Regions from separate parts of the Homo sapiens genome. Here region 1 is linked to region 2. The links are chromatin loops, found by intact Hi-C in ENCODE. Cell type or tissue: GM12878. All regions are shown on one strand. Links, peaks and the distances in the headings refer to the core of each region. The heading gives the core; the rest is flanking DNA.

Evidence for each region. Hi-C counts contacts between places; a loop is a spot of excess contacts. Peaks named below come from ENCODE experiments on the same cell type or tissue, not always from the same donor. Only the 100,000 strongest peaks of a DNase experiment are listed, where the experiment ranks them.
Region 1: it touches region 2 in a loop (4-fold over the local background); 4 of 110 quality-filtered maps call a loop at or near these places.

The regions. Positions count from the first base shown.
Region 1 is chr2:171,572,844-171,575,756 of GRCh38, forward strand. No RefSeq gene overlaps it. Among named protein-coding and RNA genes, the nearest start is that of CYBRD1, 52 kb to the left of the region's middle. In GM12878, for the core only: a CTCF peak has its summit at 1,411 (motif pointing right); a DNase peak (open chromatin) is centred at 1,468.
Region 2 is chr2:170,971,879-170,974,791 of GRCh38, forward strand. It overlaps LOC124906091 (a long non-coding RNA gene), which reads left to right. Exons shown (of 3, transcript XR_007087293.1): 3 at 1,090-1,643. Among named protein-coding and RNA genes, the nearest start is that of GORASP2, 44 kb to the left of the region's middle. RefSeq lists silencers at 1,598-1,907, 2,048-2,297. In GM12878, for the core only: a CTCF peak has its summit at 1,684 (motif pointing right); a DNase peak (open chromatin) is centred at 1,643; H3K4me3 peaks cover 740 bases; H3K27ac peaks cover 1,007 bases.

The sequences.
Region 1 (2,913 bases), core at 95-2,594, 600 kb after region 2:
AGAGGCGATGTCATCCAGTGGTTGGAGGAGTTGGTCAAAATGCATGGGTTGGACACCTACCTCCACCATGTATTGCCTGGGGGCTTGGCAGATGTAATTAAGGACCTCAAGGTGAGATCATTCTGGATCAGGTGGGCCCTAAATCCAATGACAAGTGTCCTTCTAAGACAGGAAGACACAACAGAGAGCAGGAGGCCATGTGAAGACAGAAACAGAGATTCACAAGCCAAGGAATGCCTTGGGCCACCAGAAGCTGGAAGAAGGAAGGAACACATTCTCTCTTAGAGCCCCAGAGAGAGCCCAGCCCAGCCCACCTCTTGATTTCAGAGTTCTGGCCTCCAGAACTCTGAGAGAATAAATTTTCGTTTTATTAAGTCACCCAGTTTGTGGTTGTTTGCTACGACAATTCTGGGAAATTAATATGATGGATGGGTCTCACAATCCTAATACTGAAAGAAAAAAATCCAAGTTACAGAAAACACGGATACCATCTCAACAGCGTTTCAGAAACGTGAAACCCGTACATTGTACCGTTTAGGAACACATATGTATCGGCAAAAGCGTAATGAAACAAATGGGAATGATGAACACCAAATTTAGAGAAGTGGAAACTGTAAAGAGAAGGAAGGGAATACAGCTGAGGGGGCACAAAGGCTTCACCTGTTTGGATGGTAATGCGTTTCCCAAGCTGAGTGGCAGAGTCAAGTAGAATCAGTATCATAGGTTTACACCTTTGTGTAGGACTTAACTATTTCATTACAATAAAATTTAAAAGGGAAGAAATGAAAAAGGACAAAAAGGAAGGTTAATAGCACATTGAAGATGGGGGAGCTTCTTTCTTGGATAAACATACAACCATTCAAGGTCAAAGCGGGATGATTTGGTGCATATGTATCTCCTGCTACTTAATAACCAGGTGAAATTCAGTTTGTTAATATTCAGTGTTCTGATGTTGCTTATAAATAATTCCAACAGTAACCTTTTCATTGGAAAAACACCTGTACAGTGCCAACTCTGATTACTCCCTGTGGATATTGCTTAGCTAAAAATTAATATATCATACTTTCTAGAATGACAGACTGTGGGCTGGAATAAGAGAAAACAGTAATTTATAAGATGGAGTAATTATTGGAGGATTCAGGTACCATTTACTGACTTTTTTTCTTTATCCTGAAGCCAACAAAATTATCGAGTCCACATTCTCAGTCTTTTATTAGCCTTTATCTTAGGTTGTCTATCAAAAACAATATTTCTGTGGATTAATAAACACCACAAACACATAATAAACTGCACAGGCCCCTGGTGTTCCTAGGCAATACGTGAGCTAAGCTGAAGACCATCAAAGTGAGCTGGCCAGCGCTTGCTACCTCGGCGTGGCTGAGGCCTCCTCGCTGGCTGCACTACCGATAATATGCACGAGGTGGCAGCAACGTCACGGCCGCCAGCCCGGGGCCTCCACGGGCGACTGAGGCTGCGCAGTTGACTTCCTCATCACCAACAGGGCAGTCTTGGTTTCAAAACCAGATCTGGTTGTTTCTTTGAGCGCTAGGATTTAGACAAACATTGTGATTATTTTCAATTAAAAATTATTCATGCCAAACATACAACCATAATTCGATATCTAGTATAAGTAGCCTTCTCTTTCCTTTTTTTTTCCGGACACTCAATGGTGAAATGCTTCATTACTTTAAAAACATGCCCAGGCCGAACGATGGGGACTCTAAAAAGATCAGCGGTTTGCCAGGGGTTGGGGAGGAGGGAGATGAATAGGTGGAGCACGGAGGATTTTTAAGGCAGTGAAAATACTCTGTATTATAGCATAATGAGTTCTATGTAGTTATAAATTTGTCCAAACACATAGAATGTACACCATAAAGAGTGAACACATAGAATCCCAGCACTTGGGACTAAGGTAAGTTGTGGACTTTGGGTGATAAGGTAACAAATGTACCCTCTGGGGAATGTTGATAAGGGGGGAGGCAGTGCATATGCAGGGCAGGGGTGGGGATATGGGAAATCTGTGTACCTTCTACTCAATTTTGCTGTAAACATAAAACTGCTCTAAAAAAAATAAAATCTTTTAAAAATGCCTATTTCCAAAAGTGTGCTAGGTATGTCAACATTTAAAAAATAATGACAATTATATAGGAAAGGTACCCTGAAAATCTATATCTACAATATTCAAAGAGAAACAGTCTTCCAAATAATTAGCATTTTATGAAGGACAGAATCATTTGACAGCAGGTAAATTACAACTGGCTCCAGCCATCTCTTCTTGTAGGGCATTATTGCTAAAATTCAGAATCAGCTGAGAAATGGCACATCAAGGCTGTGTCTTTCTGTGCCAGATTTGGAAGCTCTGAACCCTTGTCAGCCCAACTTCTGAAGGATGATTAGATGGTGGCCTTCAGAATTTTCTTAGCAGATGCTGCCTAATTTTCTGCCTCATTTTGTGGAATCTAGGATGTCTCTTCTGTATAATGAACTTAATACCACTCCTACCGACCTACAGGTTACTGTGAGACTCAAATGGAATAATCTAGATTCTCAATAAATATTTGTTGAATAAATGATAATGAGAGGACTTTAAAAACTGTACTTTTATAGACTACCAAAAATACATAATGATAGAGTTTTGTAACTGTGATATAATGAGAAATATGTATTTGTTCTAACTCCAATTCCTGGCACAGAGCTTCTAAAACCCTTGGAATTTTCCAAGTGATGGGGTGAGAGGAGTGTCTTTTGTTCTTCATAATAAGCATTTCAACCACACCTGAGTCCACCACACCTGAGTCCACTTTAGAGGATGGGGCTGGTTGCCAGAGGAACCCACCATGTGATTAGAGGGTTGGAACTTTCAGTCCCACTCCCAGACCTCTGGGGAGGGAAGAGAGAAGGTGGCCATTGAGT
Region 2 (2,913 bases), core at 124-2,623:
CCAGGATGGTCCCGATCTCCTGACCTCGTGATCCATCCGCTTTGGCCTCCCAAAGTGCTGGGGTTACAGGCGTGAGCCACCGCACCCGGCCTGAATTACTTTTTAATCACTAACAACAATGGGGTTATTTTGATCTAGGGGGTGTGGATGAATGGGAGACTTACAGAGCCAGAAAAAGCCCTGTTCCGGGCCAGGCGCGGTGGCTCACGCCTGGAGTCCCAGCACTTTGGGAGGCCGAGGCAGGCGGATCACGAGGTCGGGAGATCGAGACCATCCTGGTCAACATGGTGAAACCCCGTCTACTAAAAATACAAAAATTGGGCGTGGTGGCAGGTGCCTGTAGTCCCAGCTACTTGGGAGGCTGAGGCAGGAGAATGGCTTGAACCTGGGAGGCGGAGGTTGCAGTGAGCCGACATCATGCCACCGTACTCCAGCCTGGCGACAGAGCGAGTCTCTGTCTCAAAAAAAAAAAAAAAAAAAAACCTTGTTCCATCTCTTCTGAAGCCTTTCATTTCAGTCTGTCCAGGACGGCCGCTGCTGCAGGGCCGGGGAAGCTTTTTCCCCAAGCAGCGTCATGACTGGTCAGACTAAGGGAGCTCTCTGCTAACAACCCCCAACACTGTCCCTAGATTAGAATTATCCATGAAATTTCCCTGAATAGACTTGCACTGTGACTGATTTGCAATGCTGTGTTGTGTTTGTAAATCAGTTTGGCCAGAACCGTGTAGCTCAGACAGCTATGCTGAAAGAGCCCAGAAACACAATGGCAAGAATCCATGTTGTACCCAGGCGCTGTTTTGGCTTCTAGAGCTCTGGAAACAGTGTTAGCGTCAGGTAGTGAAGTATGCATGGTTCCAACACGTTCACTCGAGATCAGTGGCTAAACAACCTGTGTGCTTCTCGGTGGTGAGGAACAGAACTGCTAGAGGAGCCTCATAAAATCAAGAAGAAACAGATGCCTGTTGTATGAGTCCAGGAGCTCAAAGCTCATTCCGATTTTAATAAACAGTTACTTGCCTTTGTCTCTGTCAAGGTTTTGTTTTTAAAGGGCATGAAACTTTAGAGACTAATTCATTTCCCCAAATTCAGATCTCTCTTAGGTAAGCAGTACAACCTGAGAAAAGAGGACAACCCTCTGGGATCTTTGGCACCGTGACGCTGCCATATTCCAGGAGAGGACAGGTGAGGGTTCGCTGTGGCTGAATCGGAAGGAGACAGAAGAAGCAGGGACGAGCCACCGGGCAGGCCTCAGGACAGGCTTAGGTTCTGAACTTGATCCCATGGACTGGTGTTACCCAGAGTGAAGAAAACTGTCTTTCCTCCTTTAATACCTATATATTTTATTTTAGCACGTATTGGGGAAAAAATAATAGTTGCATTGGATATGGCTAATTTTACGAATTAACTTCAGTGAAAAAAGGGAATGGTTTTAAAGAGAAGTGATGGGTGAGTTCTTGAGTTAATTCCCTCAGGGGAAGCAGGTGCGCCTGGAGAGCTCAAACCGAGGCCCCTGCTTCACAGGCGGGCGGGCTTTGGGGTAGGAGCTGAATCCACGTAGGTCTGCCCGGTCCCACGCCTCAGTTCTGTCCCCACGCGGCAGGTTCCTGGAACGACATTCACCTTTGTTCAGGAACTCCGGTCTTACCGCCGCCCACGTGGAGTGGGATCCGAGCCAAGGGGGCCTCCCGAGCGGGGACTACAGTGCGCGCCACGGGCCACCAGGTGGCGCCGGGAGCCTGGGAAAGCCGCGCCCCGCCAGCGGCCGCGGGGTCTCCGGGCCGCCCTCGCAGGGCCCCTGGGCGGGGCCGGGGCGTCGCGGTGGGGCGCTTTCCGTTCTTTGGAAGAAGGGCTCTGGTCCCCCGCTTTCTTTCCATCTCAGACCCAGTGCGGAAACGTGGGGGATGAGCCTGGGCGCCTTCACCAAACGGAACCCCCTTTAATCTGATGTGAAGGCAAATCTCTCCACCGGGGGACCCGTTGGGTGCGGCGGAGACACCCTTCGGTGGCTGAGAAACCCTCAGACGCCGTGGAAGCACCAGGGGTCTGAGCGCCCAGTGCGGGAGGTGCGGGGCCGGCTTCCCTCCCCGGGGCTGGAGCCTTCAGGAGCGCCGCCCCCACCCGGCTTCCTCCGAGGGCAGTGCTGGACTCTGGCCTGGCCCCTGGCCGGCCGCTGCCCTTGGCCTCGTCCAACCCACACCCGCGGGGCGGAGGCTCCTGCTGTGCACAAGCCCGGGGCGCCGGGGTGGGGCGGCTGGGTCTGGGCCCAGGTGTCCCGAATCCAAAAGCATCCCACTGCGCTGCCTGTAAATTAGCGATTTCGGATCTAGTGATGAGCAGAGGGGACAGAATAGCCCAGAGGCCGGGTAACTAACATGTGCGGGATCAAGGAAGGCGTTCGTGGGCAGCTACTATTAGGGCTTTGAAGAATGCATAGAGGTTCTCTTAGGTGGTCAAAGTGGAAGGAAGAGGTTCTCTTAGGCAGAGGGAACAGCGTCTGCAAGGACACACAGGAATGTGGCACGTGGTGTGTCCCGGAACTACAAACAGCTCTGGTTGCTGGAATGTGAAAAGTCAAGTATGGAGTGGTAGCAGTTGCCACAGAAGGGGGAGCGGGGCCAGATCGCCGAAGGCCTTGAATGCCATGCTCAGGGGCTTAGACTGCACTGCCCTGGGGAGTTTATAAGGGGGATGGATGTTTTTTGTTCTTGGCAGTGAAGTACCCAGGGAGCTTGCCCCTTACATAGGTCAGTGGTCTGAAAAACCTCCTTTTTGGCAAGCAGGGGCCTTTCGTGAAAGAAAAAAAAAATCATATGGCACATAGATTCAAAAGCCAGGCCAGTGTGGAGCTGCCGGCAGTTTCCCTGTGAGCAGGAGGGAAAGGCGGGGCATCCCTGAGAAAGGAGCCATAGTCAT